Regions from separate parts of the Homo sapiens genome. Here region 1 is linked to region 2. A link is a contact called in ENCODE Hi-C or POLR2A ChIA-PET data. All regions are on one chromosome and are shown on one strand. The core of a region is the stretch at or near the end of the contact, and the rest is flanking DNA. Distances in the headings are between cores, read along the strand shown.

What was found. Hi-C counts contacts between places; a loop is a spot of excess contacts on that map. ChIA-PET counts read pairs that join two places held with the same protein, here RNA polymerase II (POLR2A). Pooled maps may share reads with other maps.
Region 1: a pooled map shows a loop between it and region 2 (2.0-fold over the local background). The contact joins the enhancer-like site here to the promoter of GNA14 in region 2. A Hi-C loop is called at or near these places in 1 of 168 maps with a recorded cell type or tissue (esophagus muscularis mucosa) and 1 of 50 pooled maps. POLR2A ChIA-PET finds 5 or more read pairs at or near these places in 1 of 52 experiments (activated T-cell).

Annotation. Positions count from the first base shown.
Region 1 is chr9:77,835,217-77,842,403 of GRCh38, forward strand. All of the region lies in intron 2 of GNAQ (G protein subunit alpha q), which reads right to left. Among named protein-coding and RNA genes, the nearest start is that of GNA14, 190 kb to the left of the region's middle. Within about 2 kb of position 4,720, at least 2 of the 41 ENCODE cell types and tissues checked have a DNase peak (open chromatin) inside an H3K27ac peak, as active enhancers do.
Region 2 is chr9:77,645,017-77,651,701 of GRCh38, forward strand. It overlaps GNA14 (G protein subunit alpha 14), which reads right to left and starts at 3,306. Exons shown (of 7, transcript NM_004297.4): 1 at 2,654-3,306. The coding sequence starts at 2,777.

The DNA of each region.
Region 1 (7,187 bases), core at 3,470-5,969, 190 kb after region 2:
TTAATATGTTTGATCATGAGTAACTGAAATAATGGAGAGAGAAACCACAGATAAGGCCCTACTAGATAAGGGATCTACTGTTCGGGGTGATGGTATTTCTTTTTCAAGTTAAGCAATGGCTAAACTTCAACCAAGACAAAAAATAATGACCTTATATTTATGCAGCTGCTACTAACTCTTCAGACTAGAAGGGAGAGGCTAGTGAGGAAAGGAAATCTAATACTTTAAATCTAACGATTTAAAAATACTTGGCTAAGAATATAACTTTCATAGGGCTATCTTGAACCAAGTAGAGAAAAATTTTATGCAGCATAAAATCATATATGTAAAATCATATATAGTAAAGACAGAAAAAAATAGCTATCTTTGATTGAGCATGGACTGTGCACCAGGCAGGCACCATTCTAAGCAGTTAACACAGAGTATGCATTTAATCTATACAGCCCCCATTTAAGGTAGGTAATACTATTAGACCCATTTATAGCTCAGAAAACTGAAGTGGGGCATAGGAGGACTGATAAATAACTTGCCTACGAATTGCAGAGCCAAGATTTAACCCAGTAAGGCTGGTCCACAGTGCCTATCTCATAACAATACAACAATAATGGAGATACAGCAGAAGTTATTTGTGTGTGTGCCTAGACTCTTCTCTTGCCTGTCTTTTATTTATTTATTTTGTATTAAAAAGCTGAAGATAGCAATTCTAGGTTATTGGTACAGTGGGAATGTTTCCAAAAGTGACTGCAAAATAGGCTTTCTAGTAAGATGATTTTAAGATATTGAGAAAAACGAAGAAGAAAGAAAAAAAATCTGAAATTTGAACATTCACTATTCACTGAATATGCACTAAACTTATGGCCAAAATAACCAATCCAGACAAGTATACTTAAGAAACTATGACTGAAGACATGGACTGGATGGAAGTCAGCGGGTATAGTAAATTAGGCCTGCAAGCCTTCTCCTATTTTTTTTTTCCTCAAAATACCCTTATTTCCAACTCCCTATGATTAAAAGCCCCCCCCGGATCTGTCCAAGCTCTCTCCTCCAATTCCAAGAAAACCCAATATCCTTTCAGGTATTCCCTAACTGTGCTACTTAGTCAATGCCCAGCAGGAGTAAGAAAGTTGTAGGATTTCTTTCCTTAGCAGTGAACTTTCCCATCTGAAAATGTAGATATGCTTGCAAAAGATTCTTTAGAGCAGAAAAAACACCACTGTTTAGGTAATCTTATTCGGTTTGAAATAATCTATTTCTTCTTTTAAATTATACACCAAACCTCTAGGCATAAAAGCAAACCAGGTTCTAGGGAAGAAAAATCTTATTGCCCCTCGTCTTCTAATTACCAATGCTGGAAGACACTGGAGTACAAGTAAGGACGGAACTCAGCAAAGATTCTCAACAGGCAAGAAGGCATCAACCATTCTTAAAACAACAAAAACAAAACCACAAGATGTTTAAAAATGGAGAAAAGAATAGTACTAAATCCTGTATCTGCTGAATCTAGTAGTATCCAAACTATCATATATTTATATCACAGGTAATTATTACTATTAAACTATACCCATTTAAATTAGTATTAAATCCTATATCTATACATCTAAAATTGTGAAAATTATGTTTAAATAGTTGACAGTGTAAAAAAATATAACCATCATATACTGAAGAACAGGTGGAGTAGAGATAGGACATAAAAGTTTTCTATTTTTCTTTCATGGCAGTGAGTAAAGAAATGAGTCTTCAGCTGAAATGTACAGTTTAAAGAAATAACTTCAAAATTATGATGTTCTCTATAATCTTGTAGGAGGAACTTTTAGGAATTAATTTCCTGTGAGAATAAATGGACATATGAAATTCAGTGGCTCTTCTTCAGGGTCTCCTGAATTTCTTTCTACTACTTCTTAGTTCAAGTAAAATTAAGTAACATATATATATTTACATGGAAAGACATATGTTAATCAGTCTTTCTCTCTATTCATCTAGAATGATATTAGCCTAATATTGATGACAGCTGTTTCTCAGAAGTGGAATTCTGAGTGACTTTTAAAAGTTGTTTCTGGCAGGCTGGTGGCTCATGCCTCTAATCTCAGCACTTTGGGAGGCCGAGGCAGGCGGATCGCCTGAGGTCAGGAGTTCAAGACCAGGCTGGCCAACATGGTGAGACCCCCGTCTCTACTAGAAACAAAAAAAATTAGCCGGGTGAGGTGGTGCTCACCTGTAATCCCAGCTACTCGGGTGGCTGAAGCAGGAGAATCGCCCGAATCCGGGAGGTGGAGGTTGCAGTGAGCTGAGATTATGCCACTGCACTCTAGCCTGGGTGACAGAGTGAGACTCTGTCTCAAAAATAAATAGATTTTTTTTAAAAAAGCTGTTTCATCATATGATTGATTTTTTAAAAAAACAACAGTGTACCATTTTCCAAAAAGGGAATAAAATTATTCTAAAAAAAAAATCAAAATGACTTCTAAATATATTGGCATGAAAAGATGCTAAAATGAACACTGGAACTAAAAAGTAGATTGTAAAATAGTAAAACACCTCTTTTATTTTTAAATCTATGTGCATAAATTCCTAAAAGAAATACAGCAAAATATTAAGAATGATTATACCCAGTGAGATACTGAGTGATTTAAATTTTTTTTTTTTTTTTTTTGAGATGGAGTCTTGCTCTGTTGCCTGGGCTGGAGTGCAGTGGTGTGATCTCGGCTCACTGCAACCACTGCAACCTCTGCCTCCCAAGTTCAAGTGATCCTCCTGCCTCAGCCTCCTGAGTAGCTGGAACTACAGGTATGCGCCACCACGCCCAGCTAATTTTTAGTAGAGACAGGGTTTCACCATGTTGGTCAGGCTGGTCTTGAACTCCTGACCTCAGGTGATCCACCAACCTCGGCCTTGCAAAGTCCTGGGATTACAGGCATTAATGATTTTTTTTTTTTTTTTTTTTTTTGAGAAGGAGTCTCACTCTTGTTGCCCAAGCTGGAGTGCAATGGCGCAATCTTGAGTCACCGCAACCTCCACCTCCTGGGTTCAAGTGTTTCTTCTGCCTCAGCCTTCCGAGTAGCTGGGATTATAGGCACGCACCACCACGCCCAGCTAATTTTGCATTTTTAGTAGAGATGGGGTTTCTCCACGTTGGTCAGGCTGGTCTCGAACTCCCGACCTCAGGTGATCCGCCCACCTTGCCTCCCAAAGTGCTGGGATTACAGGCATGAGCCACCACGCCCAGCCAAGATCCTTAAAGTAAAACGTTGTTGCTCACGTATTTTCAGTTTTGTGTTATGAAATCTGTGTGCCCAAACAATCCAAAATATATAATTCGTTTTCTGGGTGGGAAGCAACTATATTTCTGCCTCATGATGGGAAATAGAACCCAAGTAGAAATGGGGTAGAATTGGGGTTTCACCATGTTAGCTAGGCTGGTCTCAAACTCCTGACCTCAGGTGATCCACCCACCTCGGCCTTGCAAAGTGCTGGGATTACAGGGGTGAGCCACCGTGCCCGGCCACAAGAATTTTTAAATTGATACTTGCTGCAGCATTTTCTGATTTGTCTACAAAGAGCTACATTACTTGTACAATTTAATATATATATATAAATGTATACATTAAAAAGAGAACCCTAACAGTTTTCACTTGGATGCTGCTGAGATTTTTAGTGGCAATTCTGAAGAGAAGATGATTTCTAGATAGTCTTTGTGACTCTGATGAGGAAAAAAAAAATCTACTGTAAAAAAACTCCCAAAACTTTAGTTTCTGAGACCTGACTCTTCATTAAGAGAAGAGTAGTCATATGGTACCCTCTTCACCATCTTCTTCTTTGGGGTCCATACTGGCTGGGTTGGGAACTGCCTCTTTCCCTTCCCTGATGCCTCCAGTAGAACCCTTCACTTCTAGTTCTCAGACTCCATCTCTCTTATTCCCCCAGGCCTCGTGGTGAACAGCAATATGTTGTTAGCTGCTACAGCAGCTGGTGAATAATCAAAGTTCTTACTGAATCATTGGTTAATCAAAACTAGAAGTTAGACTTGACTGATCAAGAGCTTCAATTTTTACAGTAAAATGGGATGGCCATTCAAAAACTACTTTATTTCAGACAACCCTTCATTAGCTTGTTTGAGACTAAGATAATTAAAGTAGGGTTGATATGACAATTTCCACTATCCATAAATCATTACATCTCTCAACTTTATCCAGAGACTGGTACCAGGAATCCAAAGTCCTGGGCTAAGTATACTGGGGAGAGAAGGGTAAGAAATTTTAAACTTCCAAATTATAGCCTTCAGATTCCTCATTTGATTTTAAATACAGGTTTCCCGAAAAAGGTAACGTTCTGCATTCCAGTATGTGCTTCCCTGTGGTACTGAAATCCTCATGGCACTGCCAGTGATAGAGCAGCAGCATGGGCTGCCTGCCCTGAAGCATCATGTGGGCCATAACTTGAACGAGGCTCCAAGAACTGGAGATAACCAGAAGGGCAAGAAGGTATGGGTTGATCACTAGCGTGGCTATACTTTAACTTGGAGGAAACACTGTTATTAAATTTAGGTGGGTGGAAGCTTTCTATTTAAGAAAAAGTACCTTACTCCATAGTGGGTTAAGTGCTGAAAAATACATAAGAACTATGTATCTAATTAGAACATTAACCCAAAAATGCCTTCCCTAATACTTTAGCATTCCTGTGCCAAGTTATGATGACAGAGAGCTTTGTTTCTTAACACTTCTGAGACTTCTGAGAGCCAAGTTGAACTTTGGACTGTTTTATTTTCTTCACAGGCAAATGGAGAGCATAACCTTTCCAAATGACTCAGTGATTCATCTTTAATTCATTTTTCCTGTCTGGGAACCCGTGCGTTTTCCTCTGCAAATGCTCCAAAGTACATGTTTCATTTTTTAAGAAAATGTTATAGTTCTTCCTTTGCCATTTTGGATGCATAGTGTATTCAGTAAATGGTTGGTTGAATAATGGCTTCTCTAAAGATACAGTCTGGTGACATGAAATAATTGGTATACTTCTAAATAGAACATTACCTCCTTCAAAAAACAATGAATGAATTAGCATGTAGATAGATGCAAGTTTATTATCTCTGTCCTCATTCTCAAATGGGTATTTGGTGCAGATGTGTGCATTTGATTACTTTTTGTTTTTTTTTTTTTTTAGACGGAGTCGGAGTCGGAGTACAGTGGCATAATCTTGGCTCACTGTAACCTCTGTCTCCCAGGTTCAAGCAATTCTCCTGCCTCAGCCTCCCAAGTAGCTGGGATTACAGGCATGCGCCACCACACCTGGCTAACTTTTGTATTTTTAGTAGAGATGGGGTTTCACCATGTTGGCCAGGCTGGTCTGGAACTCCTGACCTCAGGTGAACCGTTTGCCTCGGCCTCCCAAAGTGCTGGGATTACAGGAGTGAGCCACTGCACCTGGCTGCATTTGATTGTTTTATAACATATATAACATGTTTGGTCTTACATCTGAATCAAATACTTTAAAACAAAAAAGAAAAAAAGAATAAATGAATTATCAGTCTTCCATTGTTGATTTTATAGTCTAGATCATGACAATGTGTTTGTCTCTAGGGAAGGGGTGAGAAGATGATGATTTGGGCATAGACCTTAAGTTCGTGGGGCAGTTCCTTTATCTGAGCCCAGGGTCACAATTCATACTCTTCCCTTCAGGGAGAGCACTGGAGAGAGATGAAAGGGACACAGGTAGGGAAAGCAGACCGATAGGCCACTCCTGAGCACTATACAAGGAGTATTAACTGGACTCTGGGGAAGACACATGGTAGAAGAAACAGCACTCCCTCTACCAGTCACTGCTGAGCTCATACTGTTACACGTGAAGCCCAGATATCACACCTCATGTATTCATGTTAAAAAAACAAACAAACAAAAAAACCCCAGCCCAACCAAATTGTATTGAAGCACAGACACACATACAAAGAATTTTCGTAATATTTTCTGCCCCCATGGGAGTTTATGCTTACCTATAAAAGAAAAAAAGAAAACTCCGAATGTATAACACATATATTAGAGAAGCTTTCTTAACTGCTTTGTGGTGAGAGGCTTGCAGTAAAAATAGACATTGGAAGCATTTAAATAAACAATTATCCAGCATCTCACACTGGAGTCAAATTTTACATTGACATTTCCTGCAAGGGCAAATGGGAGGAAAAAAGCCCAAAGCTCTCAGTATATATTTAAACCAGCACGGCCACAGAGAAATGATTGGCAATGGAACAATCAGTATTCGGCAATTTTCTCACAATAAATTGGACAAAATCACTGCAATTTGGTATAAATGTTCCTTTCAGGAATTATATTTTATTCTAAGGTTCTTCTTCCCCCTTTGCCTCCAACTTAGCTGCATCCTAGAATTTGTATATCAAATGAAGCTACAAGAATCATTATTATTTTAGATTTATCAAGGGTTGTGCCCAACTATTATATGTAAACACATAAATGAGTAAGTGAAACAAATAATATGTAAACTATGCAACGCACAGTTTGGCACTGGTCAAACTCCTCTGACACAGGACTACGTTCATTATATGGAAGACTCTGACTAGACACCATCCTTAATACTCAAGTTTTATTCTTAAAAACAAGGAAAAACTGAGTCATAAGTTCTTAGTAGGGAGGCTCAGTGGTTTCTTGGTAAGGTAAAACGCTTCTATTCTGTGTCTTCAAGTTGGGAGTGCCCTCTACTGCCCAAAAGCATGGCTTCAGTTTTGGTTATCACAAAATTTTGTATGATCTATGCCAAAATATTAAAAATGAGAATAGCCTTTTCACTCCTCTGCAGGTGTATAGCTTAGAAATTAGTTAATAACTATGTGACCTAGAAGTTTAGTTTTCAATAAATCAAATCCCTCTAGGGGGAGTTCTCTGCCTTAAGAAATTATATTAAGGTGAACTCCTTGACTGTCTTCCCCTCACAGAGAGCTGTCATCAGAGCTACAACTCCCATCCCCTATTCTAGCTTTCCTCTAACCCTAGCTATTATTAGGAAAGGATGAGAGTAACTACTGCCTTGCACTGGCATGGAAACTACCACTTGGGCTTCAAGGCTCTAACTGTAGTAAGAAAAGCTGAACTGAAACCATCAACCAGGCTCCCTCTTTACGGTCTGATCAATCCTGACAGTACCATGTGAGCAGAAGGGCACAGAATTGACAAACAACATTCCTTGGC
Region 2 (6,685 bases), core at 2,056-4,555:
CTTGCAATTATTAGCCTTAACCAAACAACAGCTTTTATCTTTCCCTAGTAGACACTGACCTGTGCTTTTATTAAGCAGAAACAGGATACTGCACTTCAGAAACATCCTCACATCATTTTTTTGCAAAAGCATGCTTCATTGTGAAAGAGATGGTGTCTTTGGGGGTCATCCCATACTCCACAAAAGGATTCCAAACTCCCATTTGCAAAGTGAGGTTTTTAACTGAGGCACCTGAGCAGTGGATGCTCTAATCTACCCACTAGAGAGATGGGTGAATTTTTCACTCGAATTGCATGACTTCAGACAAAATGGTGCACATCCTCCCCTAATTCCTGTCACTTCTGAGTCATTGGCTCTTCCTTGAGAAGAAATGGAGCTATGCCCCAGGACTTTACAGATTGAAATAAATCAGAGGTTTTGAAGTCCATCCTTGGAGTTCTGAACGGCTCTGTGTGGTTTAGAAACTATTTTTCACAGGAAAGTTTTCACTAAGGGGATATGCTAGTCACAACTCCGCAAGATGAAAATGGGAGTTTCCAGAGGTCAGACAGTGCCTCAAGGTGGTAGGAGGAGGGTTGGAGCAATGGCCTGGGAAGATAAAGAAGACCCTCGGGTCACCCTGATTAATGTGACTTTCAGAGCAAACAATTTACCTACAAACATTTCTCCCCTAGTTTGTGGGTAAATGCGAGAATTTTACATCAAACAGGCTTATTACCAATACAGTACAGCTCAGCTGACTACACAATTTTTCATACAAAGAGCCAGCATTTGTCAAGCTCCTGGTATATTCTGGACACTGTACTTCATACATTGACACAAATCAAAGCATTGCAAAATGAAATAGGGTTCAGCCTGCCCTTATAAAGAAAAAAGTTACATACGCAACTAAACCCCTCTGGTTTGTGGGGTTCAGGGCAAAAGTACAAAGCCCCGCACCCATAGTTATTTTCTAGTGTTAATCAAGCTAGCAAATTCTCACGTATTCCTCCTCCCTTGACAAAGGTAGCTTTATAACAGCCTAGAAGGCCAGGGACAATTTAGAATTTTCAGACTTTTCAAAGTTATGGGTCAGACACAGAAATAGCAGACCTGGCCAATGAACAGAGCCCCTTCCCTTCCCCACCCAAGCTCCCTCTCTCCTAGGGGGGCCTCTTGGGCACCCACGGGGACTCCCTCCACTCCTACCCAGCCCACATTTCCAAGCACTTTTACGCCCCAGCAAACAGCTGCCCCTTTGTGAGCTCTCCAGGGATCAGGTCTGCCTTCTTTTCTAGGGCTCAGGCCTTAGAAGCTGGTATGGGTCCCTTTGGGCTGGGTATTCATTCCATCCAGGTCTTGGGAGGGAGGGGGCAGCATGGTCTCTGGGTAGCAAGCCCCTTTGGACCTACAGACTTCCAGCTCTGTGGGGAGGGGCACACCCCCCCCCAACCCCCAGAAGGCCAGACTGGGCCCTTTAAACCCAGGGGATAAGGATAAGGGGGTTCTTCCGCCCAGGTCTGAAGGCCATACTGGCTGAGAGCCTTCTCTATATTACACTAACTAGATCAACTTTTTCTTTCCTTGAAGCTTTCTGGGAGGGTGATTCCTATACAAGGAATAAAGATGAATAAATAGATGGTATAAGAGAAGATTCCTGTTCAAAAGGGGTGAAAGAAAAAAAGTTGAAATCTTTGTGGCTATCTAGAAAAAAATTGACAGCTGATATCATGGTCTGAAAGGTAGAAAAGGTAAAATATTCCTCAAACAGCAAATGTGTTGACAGCGTTCTAGAAAGTCTGAGATGGGATCCTTGCCTCATGGCATAACTTGGGCAAACCTTAAACTGTGTTCTTTCTGTGTTTGAAAGTGGATGTCCTACCCAGACCTTTGCAGAGACACCAAAAGAGCTGGATGAAGACCTGCCAGAGGCACCAGGGCAGCCAAGCTGAATCCTAGGACGTGGACACACTGAGTCAAGCTGGGCAAGGGAGGTTTGGGTCCGCTGCAAACACAAAGGCCTGAGGGACCCCCATGGGAGGCAGGCATAGGAGCTCACGGTCAGAGGAGCAGCAACGGCATGGGCTTCACCCCCACAGCTGACCTAGCATCGGCTTTGCCTTTTCTCAATCAGGGCAAGTTGGTCAGTTCTCCAGGCCTCCATGTTTTAATTCTCTAGAATAGCGATATCACCTGCCCGCATCACCAGGTGGTGATGCCCTTAAGAACTTAGCACGATCTGGCACATGGTAAATTCTCAAGATGCTTCATCTAGAACTGAAAGCGTACGGGTCAGAGCTAGCGCTGAACCCAAGATGTGGGTCACCACAGACCCCAAGCTGGGTGTGCTGCGGGCGGAGGAGTGGACGGGGTTTTGAGGAGAGGGGCACACCGGAACACATAAGGTACAGCGGTCAAGAGGTTAAGTGTTACAGGTCCCTATCCTGTTTTGGGGCAGGGGAAGGTGTTGCTTTTGCAAGTCGCCCAGCCAGAGATGGAAAGAACAGGCACCTAAGGCCCCAAGTTGCTGGCATCCGTGAGCTCCGAGGGGGAGAAGGACGAAGCCGCCCTGCACCCCGCTGGGCTCCAGGGCCGCGCGGGTGCCAGTGGAGAGGCCGGGAGGGCTCGGAAGAAAAACGCCCGGCTCACTGGAGTCGGAGACGCAGCCACTCACCCAGCAGCAGCAGCTTAAGCTCACGGCGCGCGTCCTTCTTGTCCCGACGAAGCTGTCGCTCGATCTCCGCGCTGATGCGCTGCGACTCCTTCTCCTCCGCGGACAGGCAGCAGCAGCCGGCCATGGTGCGCTCAGCTCAGTACCCGACGGGGCGACGCGGCCCCGGGCACCCGAATCCTCGGCCCGGCCGCTCACCCGGCCAGCATGCGACGGGCACAGGGGTGTGGAAAGAAAAGACGGGGGCCGACTTGAGCTTTGGAGTAAGACGCCTGGACCTCCGAGGCTCAATCCCCCTTCGAAAGTCGGCTCTGAGGCGGGGTGAATGCCGAGCGCTGGGAACGCTCGAGTGCACCCCGGATCCGGGCTCAGCCCGCCCCACTCTCGCTCTGGGGAGGAGGAGGGCGAGTCGAGAAGTTGGGAGCGTTGCTGGCCCCGGGAAGATGCGCGCGCCCCTTGGCACAGGAGCCGGACAGCAGTCGGGGGCGCAGACGAGTTGGAACGTCGGTGCTCGGGGGAGAGTAGGATCTCCTGGGCCTAGGGGTGTCCCCAGGCGGGAGGTAGGCGCGGAGTGGGTTGGAGGCAAAGGACCTGGCTGGCCTTTGCCTGGAAAGTTCTGAAAACCTCAGCAGTGACCGCAGACTAAGACTGAGTGGAAAGGTTCCCGCTAGCGTTTGTGGCTCTAAGTGGCAGGAGGAGGCGGAGCATCTTGAACCTGCAGCCCTGGCGTCTGCTGGACTTGCCCTTCTGGGCACCCCAAGCCGAAGGCGCCTGGAAGTGAAAGGGGACGAGCAGGGGGCGCGGAGCTGGGGGTGGGAGCTGGCACCTCTAGGAGCAGCTCCCACACTTGCCTCCCTGGCTGGGGCGTCCCGGCCAAGGTTTGCTGTAATCTGCGCGTCTGGCCGCCAGGCACCGGGTTCCGACAGGTGAGTGAGTTTCGCCAACTCACTCGCTCGGAGAAGGCGGCAGCAGGCTGGAAGAGGAGCGGCGCCAAGCGTCTGTTGCGGGACACAAAGCCCCGGACCTGAAGTGGAAGCTTGCCCACCAGCTTCACCACCACGCACACCCGGATTTCCTAGACTGGCTCCTTCCGCTTCCCGGACGCCCCGGCCCAGCTCGGGCTTGGCCAAAGCCCTTGGTCAGCTCGGCAATTTGCCTGTAAAGTGTGGCTGGGCCTGAGCCTGCTGGCTCTGAGCTCGGAGAAGGAGCCGCCGCTGGGTTCAGTTATAAGAGAACTGCAAGAGCCCAGGGTAAATATCCTCTCGGTCTCCGGACGAGGGGGCTGGGGAGAAAGGGAACGGCTGATTGCTTTGCATTTTATGATGGGAAAGACACCTGCTTTGTAGAAAGGGCTGATACGTTCCTAGTAGCACCTGGCAAGTTTCCTGCCCAGCCCTGAAGCCTAACAGCCGCCTTGCGATTGTGTCCGCACTGACACCTTGGCCTGTATCCTGGACCGTCGGGGTCAAGTTTGAGCAGCATTAATAAAAACTTTAAAAGCACCTCTTAGTACTTAAGTGACACGATAAAATGCATATTACAACATCTGACTTTTGTCTGTGTAGATTTTGATGCAGAAAAGGGAAGGTGGGGAGAGGGGATCCTATTGGCCACAGCAATGAACGTTCTTTCCTTCTCAAGTCAGTATAGGCCATATGCTAATGGGGCGTTAGGCAATTAGCTAGCGCTTCCTCTACTAAGAGCAGGCATAAGTGCCTTTCATTTGAGTAGCATATATTTTATAAATTCAAACTGAGGAGCACATTGAGTGGAATGGTACGTGTCATTATATAAAGAAGTTGGTATCGCGATGCTATCTGGCTGCATGTTCTTATTATTTTACAGTTTAAGAAATGTAGAGGAATCAGACATTAAAAATGTGCATACATGCTTTAATGTGTGACTATTTTAGTTTTCTTGCAGGCATAAATTGACAGTAACAGTGACCCCTACAGGAAAACTCCTGGACATTTCAGATTTGATCTTTGGCCATTTAATAGCCTGTTTCTTCTCTCTTAGCTCTTACGGATTCATTTACAATTTGAGAATAAGATCTCTTGGCTTCTCAAAGTCATGGTTGCATCATAATTGTTATCATTTAAAAATTATAAAAAATTTTTAAATGATTAAAACTAGGGCAAATTTGAACTCTTACGTTAACGGGAATTACTGATACTGACCTATTAGGTTTAAAGTTGGCAAGATTTCAAAAACAGTTATGAAACATATTGATTAGGGCAAATCTGTACAACTTTCCTGGGCTAGTCAGCTTGGCAGTATATATCTGAAGCCTTAAACATGTCCGTCCCCTTCGGCCAAACCAGTAATTTCTCCCTTAAGAAATAACTAGAAAGAAGCCTCATGACTGATGCAAAGGTTTTATTGCCAATACAACAACAAAAACTCACAACCTAAATACCTAACAACAGGGAAGAGATCACTTAAATCATGGTTTATCCATACAATGAGATGTTTTGGAGCCATTAAATATGTGGATATGCGAGTAGTAAACATGTGAATAAATTTGGAGAAAATCCTCAAAATATATTGAATGAAAAAGGCAAGATCCAAAAATATAAAGAGTATGATAAGATTTTAGTATAAGAATACGCATACACATTTTTAAGAGACTGAAGGGACACACATCAAAAAGGTAGCTTGCTGTGAGTCATGGCTGTTTGGTTGATTTTCATTGTTCATTAGAAAATTTGGGCTGGGTGCAGTGGCTCACGTCTGTAATCCCAGCACTTTGGGAGGCCGAGGCGGGCAGATCACCTGAGGTTGGGAGTTCGAGACCAGCCAGCCTGACCAACATGGAGAAACCCCATCTCTACTAAAAATACAAAATTAGTTGGGTGTGGTGGCACATGCCTGTAATCCCAGCTACTCGGGAGGCTGAGGCAGGAGAATTGCTTGAATCCGGAAGGCAGAGGTTGTGGTGAGCCAAGATCACACCATTGCACTCCAGCCTGGGCAACAAGAGCCAAACTCCGTCTCAAAAAAAAAAAAAAAGAAAGAAAAAATTTGGGGCAGCTTGCATAAAATTATTTAGGCTCCACTTTCCTTAACTATAAGATGAGAGGGATAAGCCAGAATAAGCTCAAAAGGATCACCCAACTCTAACATGCATTATTTCTTTGATGACATTCACACTTATCCAAAATAAATTTATTTAAAAATAATCAAAAACCTAAAGTTGTTATTGAGCATCAGCCACTGGTAAGAAACAGAAAACTGGGATATCACAAGTCAATCATTTTTATACTTCTATGTTTTATTCATCTCTGTTTTCCTTATCTGTAGAATCTGGAAGGTAAAATGATAATAATTTTAAGATATTAATTCATTGGAAACATCTTTCCAGGAAGGGGTAGTTTTGAGAAGAGTTCTCAATAAAAGAGAATATTTATTTTCCTAAGTTATTTCAAAAAAGCTGCAATTTTATTTTATTCATCTTGAAGACGAGAGCGCAGACTGGACCTGAGTTTCAGATATCCACCAAGTGTGGGGCTACAGGGGTGAGCTAATTGTCTGATATCCCTCTGAATGTCCACTAGGTCCATACCAGCCCCTGTACCAGGCAGTGAGGATTCAGGTAATAAGACAATTCCAGACTTTCGGTAGAGCTATAGTCTAGTAGAAAGAAGTAAAACTGAGACCCTGAAATCTGAACCTACCCCTTCCTGCTTCCTTCCAGAGAACAGTGAGAGCACAGAGTCACCTGAGGGCGCTCCCCAGGCCTACAGATATGCACAGCAGCCTCATCTTCCATCACTCTCCTGGAACTCTAGACAAATGGAATTTTCTGTTCTCCCTACCTCCTGCCTCCATGCCTCGGTGCATGCTGTTCCATCTTCCAGGAATACCATCTCTTACCCTAGGCAAAATTAGGTAATTTCTTTTTCAATTACATCTCTTCTGAGGAAGCAACTCCAGCCCTTGTCAGTTACATCCATCTTTCCCTACTGCTGGAACACTGTCAACATCTCACTCTATTACACCCGTCTGTTTCTTCTAATCTATGAGTTACTCACA